3 separate regions of the Mus musculus genome follow, and all the other regions are linked to region 1. The links are chromatin loops, found by intact Hi-C in ENCODE. Cell type or tissue: heart. All regions are shown on one strand.

Region 1 (2,500 bases):
GGAATCCGCAACCCGCAGAGCTGCACAACCGCGACATCTCCTGGGTCGGTTTCCGGGCCCTTCGGAAGCATGACAGCTGTGTGAGTCGTTAATCTGATCCTCATTTTCTACCCAACACTCAAATCCCGAATAGGCAAAGTCTTCTTGGAGCAGCGCAGCGTACCTCATATCTGGCAAGCCGGAAATGTCTACTGTCCCACTCCCCGCCTTGTTCTCCTCGCCAGAGTCATCATTATTCTTCCGATACATACTGGCAATGCAGAACTTGAGGCGATCCTTTTCCAGGAGCAGCTTCTGTAAGCGCTCAAGAGAAAGGGCTTCGATCCTGGCAATGACAGTATCGAATCGATAGATGCGATCGAGCATGAAAGCGCACTTGCTACAAGCAAACTCGGCTTTGCCATCACGAGAGACATCTTTGCCTAGGACGTGCGAAAGCAGAACCTGGAGGTTGAGCTTGGACGCGGTATGAAAGATCCAACGCCGCTGGTTTCCACACAGCTCCCGGGCACAGATCCTGCAAATCTCTTTCATCTTCACTCCTGGAGGGTGCGGAACTTCTCTGGAGCGGCCAAAGCTGCGGGTTGCTCACCGGCTCTGGGATGCGGTCCTCTTCCCACCTTGATGGTCTGGGGCTGGCATGGCCCAGTCCCAGGTCCTCACTGGGCAGGGGCACACCTCAGCGTGCGCAGACTCTGGGTACCACAAGACCAGCCCCGCCCCTCGGGCAGGGGGCGGGCGCGGGCGCAACACCGATTGGGATGCTGAGTGACAGGGTACGAGCTGCGCGAGGTCGCTGCCAGGGCCCCCACAGCTGTCTCTCCCGCGGGCTGCCTCGTCCTCCACGTCCTCCGGGGCGGGCAGTCTAGGCTCTGGGACAGTAAAGTCGGCTCAGAGCTGACGCAAAGCCCGGGAGATGAAGCATCAGATTTCAAGATGGCGCCGGGATAGGCGGTCTCCCCAAGCCTCCTCTGGGAGATGTAGTCCGACCGCTGCGGCTCCGCGCATGCGGGCTGGCGAGTACCTCCCCTCGCCTCCAATCCATTCTCGCCTGCTAGCCCGGTAAAGCGGACTTTGCTCGGAGGGGGAGAATGCAAAGTGAGATATAAGGCCAACGCCTGGCTGGTTTACTCTGATAAGATCTCACCAAATACACTCCCCAATCCTTTCAGGGAATCTCTCTCCTCTGCTGGATGCCTTGAGGCTCCTCCCAGAGGAGAAAGCCCAGTCCCCTCCCTGTCTGTCTACGGTCAGTGCCACGTACACTGGATGTGGCCTGGCGGTGCCACTAGGTACCGCTGCGCCACCGCCTTCTGACGCCGCCCCACCTCCTCTCCTAACTCTGACTCTGGGGTCAGAAGTTCCCAAGCTGCAGATATGTTTGGGGAGAACCTGATAAGTAGAGGAGGCAGGTTGAAAGAGTTTGCCGACACCAAACTAAGGTTGGACCTTACTTACTACTGGATTGATACAAGAAAGGAGACTAGTGTTTCTATCAATGTCACGTGATGTGTGGATAAGCAGGCCTAGGTGTTTTGTCCTTTTCTGAAAGTGGGAAATGGACCTGTATAATGCAGGCACCTGAGAGTCCAGTAAACACCAGGTGACTGGATCTGATCAAGATTTTAAAGCTAACAAGAGAATGGGCTTTGTCAAGCTTCAGGCCTCCTGAGAGAGTATCACGAATTCTCTTTCAGGTTCTGGTAGACAACTTCTGTTGGAAATGGAAGAAGGGAGACAGACACTTCTTTGAAAGTGTTTTCAATTCAAGTACTTCAGAATTAGGGCTGGAAATTCACTGGCATAGTTAGTACCTGGTTTTACTATTATACAACTAAGTCTTCCGATCCTTTCCTATAGAACTTCACCCACATAAGAGAACCTGGAGCAGCAACTGGATGAGATGCAGGTATCACAAACTGTTGCCAGTAAGAAATTCACTTCCTGGCTTTAGAGGCAAGTACCAGAGGAGGAACAGCATCTCCAGGAATCCCTTGAACTTCCTCCAGGGCAGGAACTCTGGGTCCCTAACTAATGACTTTTAGATTCAAAAACTGTGGGGCTAGGGCTATCGTGATCGTTCTAATCACCTAAACAAAATCCTGTAGCTTTGTATGCCAAATAGCTTTGCATATATAATTTCATCTAAAGACACAGATTCCGATCCTCTAAGCCAGACCATAAAATGGGACTCCAAGTAAAAACCGCTGCGTTTTTTTTAAATCCTTAAATGATGTGAGCTTGAAAGTCAAAAGAAACTGAGCATCTGTCTTTGAAATCTACAACAGTCTATTAAAGACAGAGTTTCTGAACTCACTATGACAGATGGACAGGCAGAGAGCACCCTACTTCCTCCTACATAAACTACTCCAAAATTACCCTGAAAAATCGATAGTGAGCTTTCACAGCAGAGCCAGCCTTCGCATGATCATTGGTGTTTAAAATAACTTGATCCTAGTCAAAAGATTGTGCTGCCTCGATAACAAAGCTTGAAGCTTAA
Region 2 (2,500 bases), 88 kb before region 1:
CTTCTAGTTAAGTCACTCATATAATAAAATAATACTTTGAGAAAAATTGAATTCTACTCCCCTATACTGCCCCAGGGCAACCACTGTGGACCAGATTAAAAACTGCAGCTGTAACTCCCCGTTGTAACTTTTTTTGGGGAGAGAAGCAACTTAAGCATGGCAAGGTTTCTTTGGTCTATGATCCCAGAGGTTCCTGCCCATGGTTGGTTGGCCCCTTGCTTTCAACCTGAGGTGAGGCAGGATCTTTATAGCAGGCAGTGCATGCCAGAGCAGGGAGCACATGGCCCTGAGGTGATGCTCAGTCCATGGCCATCAAGAGGCAGAGAGCTGAGGGAAGAGGGAGGAGAGAAAGAGACCTGCACAAGGCACACCAGTCAAACTTGTCCCTCACTGACCCATTTTCTCCCACCAGGCTTCATTTCCTAATACTCCCTTGATGAGATTCGTGCCCTCGAGATCCCTAGGGTCTTGGGTCTACCCCTCAAAAGTGCTGGAGCCTAGACCTCACATAAGCCATAGGAGAAGCAAGGGGTATTGAAGACTTGTAATCCAAACCTTAGCACTTATCGAAACTGACTGATATAACTCAGTCTAAGAGGAAAATCCATGGGCTCCGTGTCTACTGCCACATAGACTCTAAAACTCTGTCCTCTATTCAATGATTAGTAGTGTGTGTGGTGGCCCATGCCTTTAATCCCATCACTCAGGAGGATCTCTGTGAGTTCAAGGTCAACCTGGTCTACAAAGCAAGTTCCCAGAGAGCCAGGTCTGTTACAGAGAGATCCTGTCTTGAAAAACAAAAAGAGTTAGTAGTACCCAATGTTGGCTGTGCACAGGTCTGGGTGGGAGAGTCTGTGCCATTAGGTATTTGCAGATCTAGCTGCAGCAGTTTTGAAGGTCTATGACACAGTCATGCTTTTTTCTGTGATCTCTAGGACTATGTTTGGAAACCACCCATATTCTGAATACTAAAATGTAGATGCTTTCTCAACTACCACTTGGCACCAGGAGGGAAGCTCATGTCTCTCTCCTACATAGATCTCAACTGTAGTTTGCTGACCTCGTCATTCTAAAGTGGCAAGTGTCACCCAGTTTTCTCCCCATCTTAATGGCATCACAGGCCCCACTGGTCCCGCTGTGTACACGTGCTGACGTAGCCACGAGGGGGCGCTGAGAGGAACCGCCACCAGTTTAAAAGGCACACTGTGCTCAAGCACAGCTTTGCAGTTCTAGGCGATTTAGCAAAGTGTCACCGGGTCCTCAGCTCTGAATCTGTCTGGTACTCACCTAAGGCCAGTGCCGTCCTAGCCCCAAGGGCTGCCCGGATCGTTTCACCCTGACCAGAGATGCAATGATGCTCCTCTAGTGGGTGCCCCGCCTTCCTTTCTTTCTATGGTTGCAACTTCCCAATGACTTGTGGCCTGTGCTACGCGGGGGTTGGGGAGCATGAAAGAGAGGGACAAGGACGGAAGAAGCAGAACAGAGGTGGGGCTGGAGGAGAAATGAGGGATCGGGATAGAAGTCATTAGAGCTTTCTGGACAATACGAGGAGGGGGAGAACTACAAAGCAAAATAAAACCTTTTTCGGGGGTGGCCCGGGGAGCGCTTGCGCAAGGGACTGTATGTCAGAACAAGAGACCAGCAATGCAGGAACAAACGGCCGTGCACTTCCCTGATTCCAAAGCGTTAGATCCACTTTCTCATTCTTTGAGACCCGCTTACCCCACTAGTAAGTGGACCACACGCCGAGAGCTGAACAGAACGAACCTGAGTGCGTCCGATTCTTCCGGTTAATTAGGTTGCTCTTCCTGACTGTAGAAATGCTTGAGGAAGAAATCGTGGGGTGTGTGGAGGCGGAGAATGGATTTGGTCACCTATTGTGAGTCAGAGCATCTCTGTGTGTAGGGTTCCATGGTGTAATGGTGAGCACTCTGGACTCTGAATCCAGCGATCCGAGTTCAAATCTCGGTGGGACCTTTCTCTTTAACCCACACAGGATCCATTTTCTTTCTGTTCATAGCCCTGGCTTAGCACAGGAAGGAAGGAAAGGGGAGCAGGCCCTGGCTTCACTCCTGCTCTAAGTCATTTGCACACCGCGTTTGCGTCCTATCTCTCAGCTCTGAGACACCAATCCACATCGTAGCAGCCCGAACACACCGCAAAATCCTGTCCTCTGCGACCAGCCTGGCCCGAGGCTCGCTGACACATCGCGGCTCCACGACCCTCAGGTCTGCCACGTTTTCAGGTGAGCTGGGGCCGAAAGGGTTTCAACACCTGGCTACAGACACACCCGAGGCTCCATCATCTCCTGTTCCTGCACACGATGAAGGGAATTTAATCGAGCTAGCCCTTAGCTAGCCCTTGCGTTTGAGCAATTTCAGTGCGTTTTAGCTCATTGAACTTCTGAGATTCTATTGAAACCAGCAGAGGCCGCTGCTGTCTCCTTAATTGAGACCAAAAGAGCTGAGTTTGGATCGCAGCGCCCCAGGTGGCTCCTCCC
Region 3 (2,500 bases), 110 kb after region 1:
GGTATTCTCTTGTGCCGAGATCCTCAGATCTTGTTAGCCCCAGCTCTCGGTCTGTGGATTGTCAACCACCAGATAGCAAATGGTCCCTTTAGATTCCATAAGGTACAAGCGACTGCCTGGAAGGCAGATAGACCAGTACACAATGGCACTTGCATGCAAGCCTAGCAATGTGAATTCGATCTCTAGAAGCTACGTAAAGATGGAAAGAGAGAATTGACTCTTGGTATTCCCACCTTTCTGAGTCCCAACTCACTCAGAAAGGTGTAACTATTTCTTTTTTCTTCTGACTGTCTTTCAGATGCTGGCCAGGACCTAAGGCTGCTTTTGAACTCTGCCTAACACTGTGGGCTTCCTTACCCCTTTGCCTCAGTTCTGCTCCTCATCTTGTGGCTGACCTCTGGGCAGCCTTACAGCAAGCAGTATGAATCTGCTGCCTTCTCTTCCTCGTTCTCCTCCTGCCTTCCAGGCAGCTGCAAGACTTCCATCTTGTCTGTCAGAAGGTTTTCCTTTTAAACACTAACAAATCACCCTCAATCTTCCGTTTGAATCCATTCTTAAATTCTTTTATTAAGAAGACTAAAGACACTGAAGAAGAGCCTCGAGTTTCCCAGGTATTGTATGGTGGCTTCCCTGGGTCACCCCAAGCTTTCCTGTGACACTGTGTCATATACTTTGACTTTCCACGTATATGCTGTCGCTCCTCTCACAATAACTTTAAAAGCAACTACGAGACAAGGTCAGCTAGTGTGACCTATTTCTCATTTCAAATCTCAGCTGGAAGTTGCTGTGATCACTAAGGTGCGGGGGAGGGGGGAAGGCTGCGGGGGGGGGGGGGGGAGACAGTAGGAAGGGCAAGGGGGTAGAGGAGAGGAGAGGAAAGAAAGATCAAGTTACTTTGAGGGCAGCCTTTTCATTTGTTACTCCTGTTTTGCATTTGTTTTGTTGTATTCTGAAAACCACATCTCATAGAACTCAAACTCCTGACCTTTCGGCCTCCATCTTGCCAAGTACGAGGATGGCACATGGGCGCGTAGGCACGCACGCACACACATCATTGAATTTCAAGCATTTGTCTTTCAACACAAAACCAAATCTTGTTGCACCTTGACTCTTCTGTCACATGACTGGAAGCAGCAACGCTTTCTTCATGTTTTATGCAGGCTGTAGTGACTTCTAGCTGCCTTAGGACACTTCCAACCTGGAGCCTCTCTATCCACTGGTAACAGCTGCTTGTCAAAACTTGGTATCAAAACTTGGATGCTGTGACAATAAAAGCCACCCTCATGCGCCCCCTGCTGGTAGAATCTATCTTCCTGCTGCAGCCTCGTGGGTGTATTTTATTTGGCCCTAAATGCTCCCTGTAATTCGTTTAACTATTTTCTGTTTTCATACTCACCTATTGTATTCGTTTTTGCTACCTGATACACCTTTATAGGCATTTTGCTTATTTCCTAGTGCTAGGGCATCACGGGCCTGCCTTCTTACATCCTTATTAATGTCTGGTTCATATTGTCACCATCTCTCCGGTCTTGTGTTTGATTCTGTTACCTTCGTGGGTTGTTTGTTTGTTTGATTGATTGATTGATTGATTGATTGATTGATTTGGGACAGGATCTCACTCTGTAGTCCTCAATGGCTTGGAATGCAGATCAATTAGCCTTGAATTTGTGGCAATCCTCCTGCCCCACTCCTAAGTTCTGGAATTGAAGACATGGACCACTGTGTCTGGTCCCTGTACCATTTCTCATCTATCCTCTGAGTGGAGCACTGGACTTATGGTCCCAAAGCTCAGTGTAGTGAGGCAGACCCCTGGCCACGTGCCTGGTCTACTCTGCCAGATTCTACTCTCAGATTGCTTTTGCTGAAGTATGCATAGCTCAGAGCTCATTCGATTGATACCAAGGTCAAGATCTTCAGCTCAGGCCGATTTTCAAGGATATCTTGTGCTTGCTTCAGTGACGTAATTCCTTCAACAAGACTACATCTTCTAGACCTCCCCAAACAGCACCACTAACTGGGAACAAAGCACTCAAGTGCCAGGGCCTGTGGAGAACAATCTCATTCATGCTGCCACAACGGTGAGGAAAAATGGGTAGAAGAGTGACCATTGACTATCATTTTATAGTCTGTGCCTCTTATGCATATTCTCTCTGAAACGAGTTTCAAAGTACATGAAGTTCATGAAGATCTTTCTTGCTGAAAGCCCAATAAAGCTATGTTGCAGAATATCACTGTGGGTTAATACAGCCAGAGGTGTTACAGAGTGAACTATACTGGAGACAGCATGGATGCTGTGGTGGTTTGAATACTAACATCCCCCACCCCACCCCATCCCTGCTCATATGTTTGATTTGTGGTCCCCAGGTTGGGGAGCTATTGGGAAGGGATTAGGGGTGTGTGGCCTTGAAGGGGAGGTGTGTCACTGGGGGTGGGCTTTGAGTTTCAAAAGACTCATCCCTCTCATAGTGAACCCTGCCTCTGCTTGGGGATGGAGATGTGA

What was found. Peaks named below come from ENCODE experiments on the same cell type or tissue, not always from the same donor. Only the 100,000 strongest peaks of a DNase experiment are listed, where the experiment ranks them.
Region 2: a loop joins it to region 1, with 4 times the contacts of the local background. A loop is called at or near these places in 10 of 42 quality-filtered maps.
Region 3: it touches region 1 in a loop (2.5-fold over the local background); 25 of 42 quality-filtered maps call a loop at or near these places.

What each region holds. Positions count from the first base shown.
Region 1 is chr3:97,767,065-97,769,564 of GRCm38, forward strand. The region is part of intron 8 of Pde4dip (phosphodiesterase 4D interacting protein (myomegalin)); the gene reads right to left. Among named protein-coding and RNA genes, the nearest start is that of Gm46816, 20 kb to the left of the region's middle. In heart, a CTCF peak has its summit at 1,290; DNase peaks (open chromatin) are centred at 27 and 957; H3K4me3 peaks cover 1,842 bases; H3K27ac peaks cover 1,734 bases.
Region 2 is chr3:97,679,554-97,682,053 of GRCm38, forward strand. Gm31242 (a long non-coding RNA gene) reads left to right here and starts at 1,010. Exons shown (of 2, transcript XR_375880.2): 1 at 1,010-1,485; 2 at 2,021-2,500. n-TQctg2 (a tRNA gene) reads left to right here and starts at 1,906; the gene lies at 1,906-1,977. In heart, CTCF peaks have their summits at 1,166 (motif pointing right) and 2,437 (motif pointing right); DNase peaks (open chromatin) are centred at 1,268 and 2,398; H3K4me3 peaks cover 1,439 bases; H3K27ac peaks cover 1,284 bases; H3K27me3 peaks cover 577 bases.
Region 3 is chr3:97,878,157-97,880,656 of GRCm38, forward strand. All of the region lies in intron 1 of Pde4dip (phosphodiesterase 4D interacting protein (myomegalin)), which reads right to left. Among named protein-coding and RNA genes, the nearest start is that of Pde4dip, 9.3 kb to the right of the region's middle. In heart, a CTCF peak has its summit at 1,302 (motif pointing left); a DNase peak (open chromatin) is centred at 1,275.